Regions from separate parts of the Homo sapiens genome. Here all the other regions are linked to region 1. Evidence: chromatin contacts called from ENCODE Hi-C or POLR2A ChIA-PET data. All regions are on one chromosome and are shown on one strand. Each heading gives the region's core, a stretch centred on a gene start or an enhancer-like site at or near the end of the contact. The rest is flanking DNA. Distances are from core to core; before and after follow the strand shown.

Region 1 (3,492 bases), core at 676-3,175:
ATTTTTAAAATTAAGACATATGCACAAACAACAAAAAGTTTATGAAGTATTTTCTGGAAATAGTGTCTATTTCCTATAGTGATATTACCCTATCAGTATACTGATAAACCTTAGCAGTGGTTAACTTAGCTACACATGTTCTAACATGCTCCTGAATCCCCCATGCTGGGTTACATCCTCTTTCTAGGTATTCCCTCATCCTGTATTACACTGGCATTGTTTATGTCTGTCTCTCCATTAAACCCTATGTTCTGTGGAATACTGTCATATCCAAGTTTATATGCCTAGTGTAGTGACAAGCACTTTAAATAAAGGCATTTACCTGATTTAAACAACTTAATGACTAAATTAATAAATATGAATACTGTAATCTTTGTTTTGTTGCTTGTGTTCTTTTACAGATTAGAATTTGGTCCATAGTTCTTACGTTTGTTTTGGGAGAATATTTTGACCCACTTCTAAGAAGTGTTTCACCTGATCCTGGCTATTTATGACTATGGCTATTGGACTGGATGGGTTCCAGGCATACACTGTCTTGCCTAAAGTAGCGGAATGCGACATCCCTGAGGGTAAGCAAGTGTGTTAGCTTTGTGTTCTGTGCCCTCCTCCAGAAATGACAGTACTTGCTGCAAGACTGTGAGCTCATCGAGGCAGAAGCCATGGCATTCAAATTAGTTTCCTGAGCCAGAACTTAACATCTGCCACAAAGTAGGCAGTTCAGTGAGCTTTTGTAGTTTCCAACTGGATGCAGCACTATGACTGCTTTTAGCTACTAACAGGGCCAGGCACTGAAACAAGCTCTAAATCCCCACAGAAAAATCACTCTGAGCCATCCATCCCTAAATACCAACCTGTGCATGCTATTCACCGTGCCAAGAGCGTTCACTCATTTTTGCTTCTCACAAATCTTTTTTTTTCTTCCTATGGCTTGCATGTTTTGAATGACAGCTAAATCCTAATGCGGACTGTTTATACAATGGAGTCCCACGGAGCCCAAAGATTGTGGTAATATTATTACAGAATTCTCATGATCCTTTTATTATTTTTTAAAAATGAGCCGTATGAATGTGGTAATACTATTAAGTGTCCGGCTCGATGAATTCCTCCATGTGTACACAGCCCGGAACGACCACCAGGATCAAGACGCAATGTTTCCAGCTTTCCATAGGTTCCCTCGTGCCCCACCCCTCAGAAGTAAACGTTATTCTAACTCCTATCACTACCGGTAAGTTTTGTAGGGAATTATTTTGGAGGAAGTGGAAGGTGGAATGAATGGGCCCACAGTCCCCTGGGACTGGGCGAGACCCGTGGAGGCTCCAGGGGTCCGTAGAGCTCTTCGCTCTCACCGACCCGGGCCACACCCGCCAAGCTGGTAGTTCTCCGAACGGATCCCTCACGCCCAGCAATGGCCGGAGGGCCCCCGGGCCCCACCATAATAGCGCTAAGCACGCCACAATGGCAGCCCCGCTGTCTCCCGCGCGGGCCTCGCTGCGTGCTCCCAACCTTGGGAGTTGGCGCCCCTCCCGCGCGACGGACAGCCGGGCGTGGCCCTGGGCGCGACCCGACAGGACGCCAGCAGCCGGCGGGGGCGCTCCAGGACTCGAGATGTGGGGCGCGGGCCCATTGGCTGAGCATTCCCCCGCGAGCCTCCCGGCCGCAGGGCCCACCTCCCGGCCCTCTCTCCGCGCCCCCATTGGCCGTTCGCGTTCCGCGGGCGTCCGCTCCCGCCCCACTCCCGCCCGGAGGGAAACCGGGTTGGGGGTGAGAGGCTAAAGCAGGGAGGAGGATGACTGGTCCTGCGGATAAGGGTGTGCGCGAGAGCCAATCAAAAGCGGATGTCGAAAAGAGGCGCCGCTCCAGCCAGTCACGTCGCGAGGTGCGGTCGGGGCCGGCTGACGCGACTGCGGGCCTCAGCCAATGGGCGTGCCACTGCCCGTCCGCTCTTCAGCAGCCGGTCGCGGGCGGTGGAAAAGCGAGTGAAGAGAGCGCGACGGCGGCGGCGGCGGCGGCGCAGCTATTGCTGGACGGCCAGTGGGAGAGCGAGGCCTGAGCCTCTGCGTCTAGGTGAGAAGGGGGTGCGCCAGCGGGAGCGGCCGGGCTGCGGGCTCCTCCTCGCCTGGCTCGGGAAGTGGTTGCGGGAGCTCGGGCTGCAGGCCTGGCCGAGGCGGGGGCGCCGACCAGCCGTCCCGCCCCCGCCCCCGCCCGGGTACGCCCAGAAGTGAGGGCGCCCGCCTCACCCCGGGTGGTCTCTGCCCCTCTTTGCCCCGCCGCCGCCCTTCACAGGGCCGGGACCGCGTGGGGGACGTACGGTGGGGCCTGGTTTGCAGCCGCGGAGCCCGGGGAGCCGCCTGGGGTGGGAGGCCGCTAGAGGTGGCGAAGGTGGGGCGGGGTGGTTAGCCGAGCAGCGGGCTCCGCGTGCTCGCGGGAGGGTAGCGGCAAAGGGAGGCCTAGTGATTGCAGGATTCCGGGTCTGGGGAGGAAGAAAGTGGTGGGAAATAGGTGATGCTCAGAAAAGGGTGCTGAGGGAGAAGGCGCGGGGCCGGGGAGTGTGGTTGGCCTATTAGAAGTAAGGATTGATAGGGCCTGGGTGGAGATCAGCTGGGAGTGAAGGGGGGACGGGCTTGGGTTTTGAAGGTGAAGGTCTCTGGAGAACTGGGGACACGTGGATCTGGAGTAAGAGGCACCTACTGAAACCGGAAGGTGGCTGAGAAGGTTTTATGTGAGGTGTGGACGGGAGGCTATTGGACTAGAAGGCATTAGTTGGTCTGTTAGGACAAAGTATACAAGCAGCAAACGCGGTAGATTTATGTGTGGTAGGTGAAGGCTGTGAATCTTTTATGAGTAGTTGAGCAAGAACAGTTGTCTGATTCTGCGGTGTCGGAGAGTGGAGGGTCTCAGGTAGTGTCTTGGTCAGGTTTGAAGGTTAATTTACTGCTAGTGGAGGGCCAAATACTCAAAAGAGTTTTTAATTCTCACTACTGGGGCTGATCCTCCTCCTACACTCCACCCCTCCTGCCATCCCTGTGACAGTTCATCTCGTTTTGCCTCAGCAGCACAAGAACTCACTCCCTCCGAAGTAATGGCATACATATTGTTTGCTTTTGACTAGATGGCAGTCAGGAATCCCTTAATTCTTTATGTTAAAAAAAAAAGTGTTGGTTTAAAGACAACATCAGAAGATACTCTCAGAAAATCTGCCCTCCAGGGGAGTTTCTCAGCTGTCATGTTGGGCATGTGTAATATAGCATAAAAATGATGCAAGATCTCTTACAGTAATACAAGTGAGAATTAACGTATAAGTACAATCCTGATGTATTTTTTTCAAATTAATTTAAAAAGTAAACAGAGACAGGGTTTGCTGTCGCCCAGGCTGGAGTGCAGTGGCGAGATCATAGCTCGTTCCAGCCTCAAACTCCTCGGCCCAAGAGATCTTTCCACCGTGGCCTCTCAAAGGCTTGGGATTACAGGGGTGAGCCACCCCACCCAGGCCCT
Region 2 (3,492 bases), core at 993-3,492, 5.0 Mb before region 1:
AGTTAAGAGATATGATGGGGGCCTGAATGAAGGCAGGGCACTAAGGCTTAAACAGAGGAAGCACATTGGGGAGATACAGAAACAAAAGGATAGGGTGACAGTGTAGTAGAAGAAGAGAAGGCTTGGGGACAATTTTCATTATCTAGGTGGACAATGGTGCCACTCACCAAGACAGAGAATAAAGGAGAAGGCACCAGTGAGCAGTGCAGATTGAGTTCTTTGGATATGTTTACTTTGTCTGTAGAATGTCCAAGGAATACTAACCAGTAATTAAGTGACCATATGGGTGTGGAGCTCAGCAATAAGGATGTGAATTGAAGCCACCCAAGAAGACCATGTACTGTGAAAAGATAAGGACAAGGACAGAAGGCTGAGGAACATCAACATTCAAATGGTGGACAACGCTGGATGGAAGAACCTGAAAAGAAGACTGAAAAGTGACCAAAGAGTAGGAGGAAGGCAAGACTTTTTCTAGAAAAAGACGCCAACAGATTAAAGTACAACAGAAAGAACAAGTGATATGAAGAATAGGAAGAGTCCAATTTGGCAATTCGTTCATTAATGACATTAGTAAGAGCAATTTCACTGAAGTCACAGGCTGTGAGCTAGACCGCAGTGAACAATGGATGGGAAGGTGCAAATGGGCAGGATTTGTAGACTACTCTTTTGGGGAGCTTGGCTGTAAGGGCAAGGACATGGGAGAATTTTGGAATTTTTTTTTTTTTTTTTGAGACGGAGTCTCGTTCTGTCGCCCAGGCTGCAGTGCAGTGGCGCGATCTCGGTTCACTACAAGCTCCGCCTCCCGGGTTCACGCCATTCTCCTGCCTCAGCCTCCCGAGTAGCTGGGACTACAGGCGCCCACCACCACGCCCATCTAATTTTTTGTATTTTTAGTAGAGACGGGGTTTCACCGTGTTAGCCAGGATGGTCTCGATCTCCTGACCTCGTGATCCGCCCGCCTCGGCCTTCCAAAGTGCTGGGATTACAGAAGTAAGCCACCACGCCCGGCCAGAATTTTGGATATTTTAGCTAAAATATATTTTAGCTGAAGGGGGCAAGACAAAGAAAAATAAATAAATACACGCTCACACATACACACAGAGAATAACTGAGGGGATGGGATTTTAAAAATTTATTTCATTTTTCCCATGGGATCTATTAATAGACTAGCGAGGGGATGGGATCTTGAACACTGGTTGAAGGAACCGACTTAAGAGCGAAGACATGCTGCTATTAGCGAAGACAGGGAGGTGAGGGTAAGTTCATTTATTCACTCAACAATCACTAGTTGAGTGTGGATTAAAAAAAACAGTCCTTGACCACATAAGGAATTAGGTCTAGTAGGGAAGACAAACGTAGGTCAATAAATTACATAAGGGTTATACTAGATTGTGTGGTGGTACAGGTGGGGAAGCGAGCAACTGTCTGCATTGTGTCCAGGAAAGGGTCACAGGCGTGTTATGTAGATTCTGGAGAAAATTCAAAAATAGCATTTATTTTTACTTATTTACTTTTGTATGTGGAGACGAGGGTCTCACTATGTTGCCCAGGCTGGTGTTGAACTACTCGCCTCAAGAAATCCTCCCGCCTCGACCTCCCAAAGTGTTGGGACTACAGGTGTGAGCCACCGCGCCTGGCCTAAATGTGGCATTTAGAAAAAGTATTTACAACATCTGCATTAAAAGGACCATAAAGCAACCAGGCATCTAAGTCCCTGAAGCAATTTAAGTTGCTCAAACTTGAGAGGACAACCAAATGATAGCAAAAGGGCAAAAGAGAAAGGAAGCTGCAGTGCCCACTCAGAAGTGTGAGAGCGGGAGAAGGCATTTCGGGAGCCGCCCGAGCTTCAGGAAACCGAGCGAGACACCAGGTGGGCACACTGAGGATTAAAGAGGGCCTCGCGGTTCCGCACTGCGGCCGGGAGACAAACCAGTAGCCACTATCACCAGCCCCGGGCAGACCACTAAGAACTGTGGAGGTGCGCGGGGCGGCTCAGGGCTGGCGCATTTGGTGAGGAGCTCAGACAACGAGGCCCTTAGGGTCGGCTTAGGCGGTTCCCTGACCAAGGCGCCAGAAAAGGGCCTGGCTCAAGCAAGCACGGGCGGCGTGCAGTACAGCACACCTAGCCCCGATTCTTCAACAGTTCTCGCCCTCCGAGCCTAGCACAACGAGCCTCACCGAAACCGTACACCGCCACCAGGACACTCCGTGATGGGGGATCACCACCCTCAGAAAGAGGAAGCGACTAGCAGGCGCGCAATCCCGCGAGACCAGGAGGCCCCGCCCGAAGCCCGGCCTCTGTGACCGGAAGTGAGGCGTTTTGCCCCGCCCCCGTGGCCGATACCTCGCGAGACTTGGCGAAGGCCTTCCTTTTTCGTCTGGGCTGCCAACATGGTAGGTGTTTCGTTTCTTGCCTCCTCTTCCTTGCCGGCGGAGACCCCTAAGCTGTATTCCCATTGCCCCTAGTCATCCACTCCCTACCATGGTCGGGGCTTCCAGGCTGCGCATGGCCGCCTGCGGGGCAGGGTGGCCGGCGCGGGCCCGGGGCGGGGCTCCCGGAGCCGTGTGTTAGGCCCGCGGTTCGGATCTCTAGGACACGCGGGCCCCTGCGCTACCGTGGTGAGACCTCACGGCCCTGAGCGGATCGGTACCCTCAGCTTTCCCAAACGCTCCAGAAGTTAGGTCTTTGACCCACAGGCTTACAGGACCATCTCGGCTGGCGGGCATCGCCCCCTGCCCCTAATTCCTTAGGCCTTACCACCAAGCTTTTTCCACACAGCCATCCAGACTGAGGAAGACCCGGAAACTTAGGGGCCACGTGAGCCACGGCCACGGCCGCATAGGTAAGTGCCGGCTTCCCCTCGGGGTGGGCCTTGGGCTCTCTTCGGGTGCTTAGCTAGTCTGGAGATCGGTAGCCTATAAGTGGGTTAGAATAAGACCTTTTTGTGGTCAAGTTGCACAGCTGTTGATTTTTTTCTGACGATCCTCTAGTATTCCAGTTCTAAGGAATTTCACATCAGTGGGGTAATAGGAATTGAGCAGGCACGGTATTGGGTTAGTTGAAGACATGGAGTACTGTGGGAATGCTGTGATGTGGAACCTGAAAAGATGTTTCACCCGGAATCCTAAAGTAATCGCATTGCTGAAAACCGGCATCGGTAGGGTGGGAACAGCGTAAGCGGGACACAGAAGTCTGGGAAACACTCTGCTTTTGTGCGAGGAAGTATTGAGATGCATGAGAAGGCTGTGTGGTGCATGTAGCTTTTTTGTGTGTGTGTGAGACTGATCACTGTCGCCCAGGCTGGAGTGCAGTGGCGAAATCTCGGCTCACTGCAACCCCTGCCTGCCGGGCTCAAGCGATTCTCCTGCCTCAGCCTCCCGAGTAGCTGATATTACAGGTGTGCGCCACGACGCCCGGCTAATTCTTTTTCTATTTTTAGTAGAGTCGGGGGTTTCTCCGTGTTGGCCAGGCTGGTCTCGAACTCCTGACCT
Region 3 (3,492 bases), core at 619-3,118, 3.4 Mb before region 1:
TACCATTCTTGCAACTTTTTTGCAAGTCTGTTATTGTTTCAACATTGTTGGCCGGGCGTGGTGGCTCAAGCCTGTAATCCCAGCACTTTGGGAGGCCGAGGCCGGTGGATCACGAGATCAGGAGTTCAAGACCAGCCTGGCCAGGATGGTGAAATCCCGTCTCTACTACAAATACAAAAATTAGCGGGCGTGTTGGCGGGCGCCTGTAAATCCCAGCTACTCCGGAGGCTGAGGCAGAGAATTGCTTCAACCCGGGAGACAGAGGTTGCAGTGAGCCAAGATCGCACCACTGCACTCCAGCGTGGGCAACAGAGCAAAACTCCGTCTCAAAAAAAAAAAAAAAAAAAATTGTTTAAAAGTGGGGAGGGGGGGAGGCGGAACAATGTCACTAAAAACTAAAGGTTAAAAAACTGATTTCCCACACTTAATCTTGATAGAAAAGAAACATCAGACTATGCCAAATTACTAGGAAATAAAATTTTGGATCCAGAAGTTTAAACATTTAAACTTTCTCTTTAACAATTGACCTCAATCAGGTCATGACTGGTGAAAGAGAAAAGAACATGAAAGGTTCCCACTAAAGGAGAGGAAGTTCTTAGGAGAGGAATAATGAAAGAGAGAGTGGACCAAGAGTGGGTAGAACAATGGTATTCTGAGCTACCAATGGCTGTAACCATCAGGAAAACACAATCTCAGCATCTCTGAAAAATGAAGGGGCTGTAGAGCTGATATCTCAAATTCCTTGCAAATGTGGGACTAGAATTGCCCTAAAATAGAAGTGGTTTCCCAGCTCAATTTGTTATTACATTATGCTTAGCTACATAGTAATACAAGAGAATACAAATACAGAAATAAACGTGCATGAACCCTGAATTCTCTTAAGTTGTGGAAGTCCGTCAATTAAAGTGTAAAATACAATGCATTTGCCCAATTGTTCCTTACGACGAAAATTCTGTGACAAATAAAAAGAACAATGAAAACACATTAAAGTGAAACAAGATCACCTTCAGCGGTCAGCTGGCTGTCCTTAGTTAAAAGACAAGTCATGTCACTGTGAAGTGACCGTCACATTTGTCCTGAAAGAATAGGGAGCATTTCCTAGAAAGGGGTAAAAGTGCAAAGAATCCTGTCCCCTTCCCTGGTACCACGCGTTCCTTGGGGAGGTCACTAGGCCCCCAACAGCACAGGGGTGAGTTAGCACTGGACTCTCAGCACTTCCTTTCGGAGAGGACAACCCCCTGCGTCACTGGTTACTCACTCAGGATGCAGGGCAGAAGTTTATCCCCGAGGAACTTAGCACAGTTGGCTCCCGCCCTCCCAGCCTTGCGGTCCTGGGCCCAATCTCAGGGCTCTCTCTGCCCCGGGTACCCTGCAGCCTCCAGCGGGAGGGTCGCGAGACCCCAACTCGCCTCCGGCCCGCCCAGCGGGTGCGCCCAGGGGCTGGGCAGACGCGGCGTCTTCCCTCCCCCTACCGTCGTGCCGGCCCCCCCACGCCCACCGCCAGGCTCAGCCCAGCCGAGAAGGCCGGACGCCGACCGCCCGCTCCTCCGAGACTCGGCCTGGCCCTCCCCGACGCCCGTCCCCGACGCCCGGCCCCGCGGAGCCCACTGGACAGCGGCCGGGGGGCGGGGAGGCCCGGGGGCGGTGCCGCCCCACACCCTTACCTGGCTTCTCGTGGTCATAGCCTACCACGATGAAGTAGTCAGCCAGCCGGGCCATGGCCGCCGCCGCCGCGCTCGGGAAGCGGGTCCCCGTCGCCGCCCTCGCCGCCGCCGCCCACCCGGCCCGGGAGGGCTCAGCATTTTCCCTGCAGCGGCAGTAGCGGCAGCGGCAGCGCTTCAGCCATGTTTGACAACCGAGGCGCGCTCTGCGCTTGCGCGGCGCCTAGTGCCCGCTCCTCCCCCGCCCCCACCCGCGCTGGCTCGGCTGCCCCAAGCCCGGGCGGCGAGCCCACCTCCACCCTCCGCGGGCCTCGCGGACTGCTGCGCTGGGGGAGTGGGCGGTCGGGCGTGTTCCCGCCACGCGCCGCCACCGCGGCCCCTGGAGGTGGTTCACTTTGAGGCCTGGATGCTGCTTCACGGCCCCCTCTGCCTCCCTATTTTTCCTAAAGCAGGGGGTCCTTCCTTCCGCCTTCTCTATTCTGTTTGGATTTGGAAGAAGGGATGTGGAGAGTTGAGGGGTCACTTGGAAAGCTGGCTGCTTCCTCTGCTCCCCACCACCACCAAAGATGAAATTCTCCCGCCCTCGGTTGGAAGCAAGGAATTTGCATCGACAGGGCTTTTGCTGCACGTTTCCTGTTTATGTTGTGTAGATGGGAATTTTAGAAACATGCCACCGAGCAGACGGGGGAGGGAGAGGCTTTTACGCAATCCTCCAAGGAGCCTCGGGTTTCAATGCCGGGTGGGCCGGGGGCGGTCGGCCTGGGCTTCCCCCGGAGCGCCCGGGAGAGCCAGATTCCACCGAGGAACGCGGCATCCCCGGGATCCTCCCGAACTGGGCTGGCCTCTCCCTGGGGAGCCCCGCACGCCTCGGCTTGCTTCCCTCGCAGCGGTCCCAGGGCTCTCGCAGCCCGAGCAGGTGGACTTCCAACTTCCCTGCTCAAACATGCACAAAAATGAATAGATGGTCCCGTCCTTCCGTCTCGGGATTATCAAAGTCGCTTGCTTTTTTGTTGAACCTCCTATTGACCATTTCGAATTTGGCTGGTGTGACATTCAGGTGAACTCACTTTGTCATTTGTTAATATCTCACGAAGTTTTAGTAGAATTTGTACAAGTGGTAGACCAAAGTTTTGGAAATCTCCGTGGTTTAGAAGTTGTCTTTGTGGTTGCTTATCACTGCTCACTATTAATTGAGGGTTTGATCCTTCATATTTACACATAAGACAAGGCCTCTTAGCAAAGCGTCTAGTATATAGTAGGTGCCTACAAAATATTTTAAATGAGTAAATGTGCGATTTTCCCCAACGACCAGCAGGAAGCCGCAATGGCTCCAACTCTGAACTGAGAGAGTTGACATCTCAGCTCCTGAAGATTTACTCTGCTGTAATTTACTATTTCCCCTTTCTCTGCCACACTTGTTTCATCTACAAATTGGGAGGGTTGGGCTGCACTAGAACTGAAACTGAAGGAATACTTTAACTCCAGGACCTCTATGTCAGTTGCTAATGGTAAAACTGAATCAGCTGAATTTGCAAACGTGGAGGGAAGATAGTTTGATCCTGAAAATAATTAAACCAAAAAAAAAAAAACCTCAGTCATACCCCGTGCAGCAATCCTCTCTGTAACTTCCCTGAGAGCTCATCATCCAACTTGATCACTTTCAGTAAAAAGTAATCTTACTTCCTTGGGAGGCAGCGCATTCCACTGTTTAACAGCCCTATTGTTAGAAAGTTCTTCCTTATTATTTCAGAGTTGTCTTACTGTAACTTCCCCTGATTCTGCTCTCCGGAACTATCCAGAAAAAAAAAATCTATCTTCATATGATAGATTT
Region 4 (3,492 bases), core at 696-3,195, 3.2 Mb after region 1:
GCATGGTTCAGTCTGTCCTTAGCTCAGGTGGAAAGGAAGACACTAGAGTGAATTTTCATTCTGTTAATGCCTTGTAACTTTCATGAGGTGTTTTACTAGGTTACAAGTAGACTATGAAATTCTGGCATAAGCAATTATACTTGGACAATAAAATGGAACAAATGACCTACAGCATAGACACCCCATTATATTTCTTCCTTTTGCATTTATTCAACTTGACATAAGCACTCATCACTGCCTTCCAGATCTTTTCCCTTTAAATAAAATTGTACACAAAATTGTATACAACATTGTGATCATTAACAACTGGGTGGTCCTTGAACAAACTCAAAGGGCAAGAAAGAAATGAGAGGATGAAAGGGAGGAGGCTTTGAGGAATGGCTCAATTCCAACATCAGTTCAGTTCATGGACAAACACTCATGAGATCTCTCACTTTTTTCCCCCAAAAAATCTTTTTTCTAGGACAGAAAATCTCTAACTACCTCAAGTGGCATAACATGTGGAAGTCATGATTTTTTATTTTTTTTTTTTTTTGAGACAGAGTCTCACTGTCACCCAGGCTGGAGTGCAGTGGCGCGATCTCAGCTCATTGTAACCTCCACCTCCCAGGTTCAAATGATTCTCCTGCTCAGCCTCCCTAGTAGCTGGGATTATAGGCGCCCGCCACCACAGCCAGCTAATTTTTTTATTTTTAGTAGAGACAGGGTTTCACCCCATGTTGGCCAGGCTGGTCTCGAACTCCTGACCTCAGGTGATCCGCCTGCCTCGACCTCCCGAAGTGCTGGGATTACAGGCATGAGCCACTGCACCCAGCCATGATGTTCTTTTTGTATGACCCAATGGGATACATATTTTATGAAACATTTTTGGTTCCCTACTTATAAAAAATAATATATACTCCTTAGAGAAAAATGGAAAAAAGCTGTCTAGGAAAGCAGAGAGCTGAAGAAAAAATAAATCAGCTCTAGGCTCACCAGCCAGACAATAGGCTGAGAGCTCAATATTTAATTTTGTGCTAAATTAAATCCATTTTTTCACTTTACTATAGTGAAGACAAACTAATATAAGCCAAAAGTTTGAGAAAACTGCATGGGGGTTTATCCTTTCTCCTCTAAATTCCACCACTAGCAACTCATTTATTTAGGTAAGCATTATCCTTCCCAATATGTCTTTTCTCTTTTTTCGGGGGTGGGAAGGAACAGCTTTATTGAGATAGAATTCACATGTCAAACAATTCACTTAAAGTGTACAGTGTAGCTGGGCATGGTGGCTCACGCCTGTAATCCCAGCATTTTGGGAGGCCAAGGCCGGAAGATAGCTTGAGCTCATGAGTTCAAGCCCAGCCTGGACAACATAGCAAAACCCCATCTCTACAAAAAATACAAAAAAATTAGCTGGGTATGGTGGTGCACGCCTATAGTCTCAGCTACTCAAGAGGCTGAGGTGGGAGGATGGTTTGACCCAGGAGGTGGAGGTTGCAGTGAGTGGAAATCACACAGTGCACTCCGGCCTAGGCAGAAGAGCCAGACCTTGTCTCAAAATATAATAAAAATAAAGTATACAATGCAATGGCTTTTAGTATACTGAGAGTTATACGATCATCACCCCAATCAAATTTAAAACATTTCATTGCCCTAAATGGAAGTCCCATACTCTCTAGCGATCACCCCAGCTCCAGCCCTAGGCAGCCATAAATCCACTTTCTATCTCTCTGGATTTCCCTATTCTGGACATTCCATATAAATAGGCTTAGACACTAGGTCATCTTTTGTGACTGGCATCTTTCATTTAGCATAATGTTTACAAGGTTCATTGTTGCGTTCTTGTTGTAGCATGTACCAGTACTTCATTCCTTCCTATGGCCAGATAATATTCCATTATATAGACACACCACATTTTATTTATCCACCCATCAGTTGACGGACTTTGGGTTTTCACTTTGAGGATATTATGAATCATGTAGCTATGAATTGCGTACAAGTTTTTGTGTAGGTGGACATGGTTTCACTTCTCTTGGGTATATACCTAGGAATGGAATTCATGACTCATATGGTAACTTTACGTTTAACCTTTTGAGAACGTGCAGCTGGCTTCCAAGGTGGCTCCACCATTTTACACTTCTACCAGCAGTGCATCAGTGTTCCCACTTCTCTACGCCCTCACCAGCACTTCTAAAGTATCTGTCCTTTTTAATATAAACATCCTAGGGTGTGTAAAGTAGTATTTCATTACGGTTTTGTTTTGCATTTCCTTGATGGCTAATGATGCTGAGCATCTTTTCATTTGCTTATTGGTCATTTGTGTATCTTCTTTGGCCCAGCTTGTCTTTTAAACTGCAAGTACCTCTGGACAGAGACACTCCCTGAATTCAAATGTTACTTATTAGCTGAATTATCCTAGGCAAGTCATTTAACTTTTATTAGCTTCAGGTTCCTTCTCTGCAATGTAGAGATAATATTAACTACCCAACAGATGTGAGGATTGAAATAACACAGGTAAAGGACTTAGCAGACAGCTGGGCACACAATAAACAGTCAGCAAGTGACAGTTATTATTAACAACACCCTTATTCACACTTTACAATCCATAAATGCTTTGAAACAGCTCTTCCCATAAGGAGAGAGCCTAAGATCTGGGACAGAGAAGTTGGGAGCAAAGGGCAAGGGGAGCTCAAAAGAGTTGAATTAAAAGGAAAATGAAAACAATTACTTATGGGCCATTTTCACAGTCTTGTTTTAGTTATCATTGCCAAAGGTCAGCCTAGAGCCTACTCCTGCACCCTTCCAATCATGATGTAAACACCTAGTTCACTGTATTAAATCCATTTCTGTTTAGAAAAGCGAGAATAACTTCTCACTACTGCTACTGAACCCTGACTGAACAGGAAGGAAGGAAGGTCTTAGTCACAGCTCTATAATTACAGCCATGCACACGGCCTGGCATATAACATTAGGTGATCAGTAGCTGAAGTGAACCAAATGGAATCAATGAGTACATTAATGAATGGAATGAATAAATGGGCAAACAGAGCATGTTTGGGATGTTTGCTCAGTTAGGTGAATGAGGATCCCCTCATCCAGAGGGTCCCAGGGAAGGCTGAGATCAGTTCCCAGGACTGGCAGCCAAGGTTCTCATTGACCATCCATAACCCATCACCATTGCACAGACGCCTACATTAGAATATCTTTCATTTTTTTGTTGCCAACACTCAGGGATTATGGATTGTAGAGAATGCTGTTTTCCTGTATTTCTTAAAGTCATGAGAAGGTGAAAAGGCCTCCACTGTGCTTCTTGGCATATAAATAACTCACAGCATAAAGAAAGGGGAGTCAATGGTTCCAAATTCAAAATAAAGATAGGCTCTTCTCACAACGTCCAAATTACAGAGTCCTCCAGGCAGAAATAGAGACATCTTTCAAAGAAATTCTATTTGCCCATTCAATTCCAAAAGACATAATCAAACTAAGAAAACTCTTCCATGCCTTCCACAA

The links. Hi-C counts contacts between places; a loop is a spot of excess contacts on that map. ChIA-PET counts read pairs that join two places held with the same protein, here RNA polymerase II (POLR2A). Pooled maps may share reads with other maps.
Region 2: a loop to region 1 is called in a map of CD4-positive, alpha-beta T cell, with 17 times the contacts of the local background. The contact joins the promoter of TRIM66 here to the promoter of FAR1 in region 1. A Hi-C loop is called at or near these places in 3 of 168 maps with a recorded cell type or tissue (CD4-positive, alpha-beta T cell and CD8-positive, alpha-beta T cell), 1 of 37 single-sample maps with no recorded cell type and 11 of 50 pooled maps.
Region 3: a loop to region 1 is called in a pooled map, with 11 times the contacts of the local background. The contact joins the promoter of SBF2 here to the promoter of FAR1 in region 1. A Hi-C loop is called at or near these places in 1 of 168 maps with a recorded cell type or tissue (naive thymus-derived CD4-positive, alpha-beta T cell), 1 of 37 single-sample maps with no recorded cell type and 7 of 50 pooled maps.
Region 4: a pooled map shows a loop between it and region 1 (28-fold over the local background). The contact joins the enhancer-like site here to the promoter of FAR1 in region 1. A Hi-C loop is called at or near these places in 1 of 37 single-sample maps with no recorded cell type and 5 of 50 pooled maps. POLR2A ChIA-PET finds 5 or more read pairs at or near these places in 1 of 52 experiments (activated T-cell).

Annotation. Positions count from the first base shown.
Region 1 is chr11:13,666,743-13,670,234 of GRCh38, forward strand. It overlaps FAR1 (fatty acyl-CoA reductase 1), which reads left to right and starts at 1,926. Exons shown (of 12, transcript NM_032228.6): 1 at 1,926-2,064. RefSeq lists silencers at 1,476-1,965, 2,076-2,355 and an enhancer at 2,436-2,485.
Region 2 is chr11:8,680,423-8,683,914 of GRCh38, forward strand. TRIM66 (tripartite motif containing 66) reads right to left here and starts at 2,243. Exons shown (of 25, transcript NM_001388022.1): 1 at 2,179-2,243. It overlaps RPL27A (ribosomal protein L27a), which reads left to right and starts at 2,370. Exons shown (of 5, transcript NM_000990.5): 1 at 2,370-2,394; 2 at 2,780-2,843. The coding sequence starts at 2,392. RefSeq lists enhancers at 1,800-2,999, 1,863-1,932, 2,133-2,322, 2,649-3,291 and a silencer at 2,443-2,642.
Region 3 is chr11:10,292,351-10,295,842 of GRCh38, forward strand. It overlaps SBF2 (SET binding factor 2), which reads right to left and starts at 1,869. Exons shown (of 40, transcript NM_030962.4): 1 at 1,665-1,869. The coding sequence starts at 1,719. RefSeq lists silencers at 1,267-1,406, 1,447-1,526, 1,557-1,836, 1,957-2,006.
Region 4 is chr11:16,900,331-16,903,822 of GRCh38, forward strand. The region is part of intron 3 of PLEKHA7 (pleckstrin homology domain containing A7); the gene reads right to left. Among named protein-coding and RNA genes, the nearest start is that of SNORD147, 24 kb to the right of the region's middle. Within about 2 kb of position 1,946, at least 7 of the 41 ENCODE cell types and tissues checked have a DNase peak (open chromatin) inside an H3K27ac peak, as active enhancers do.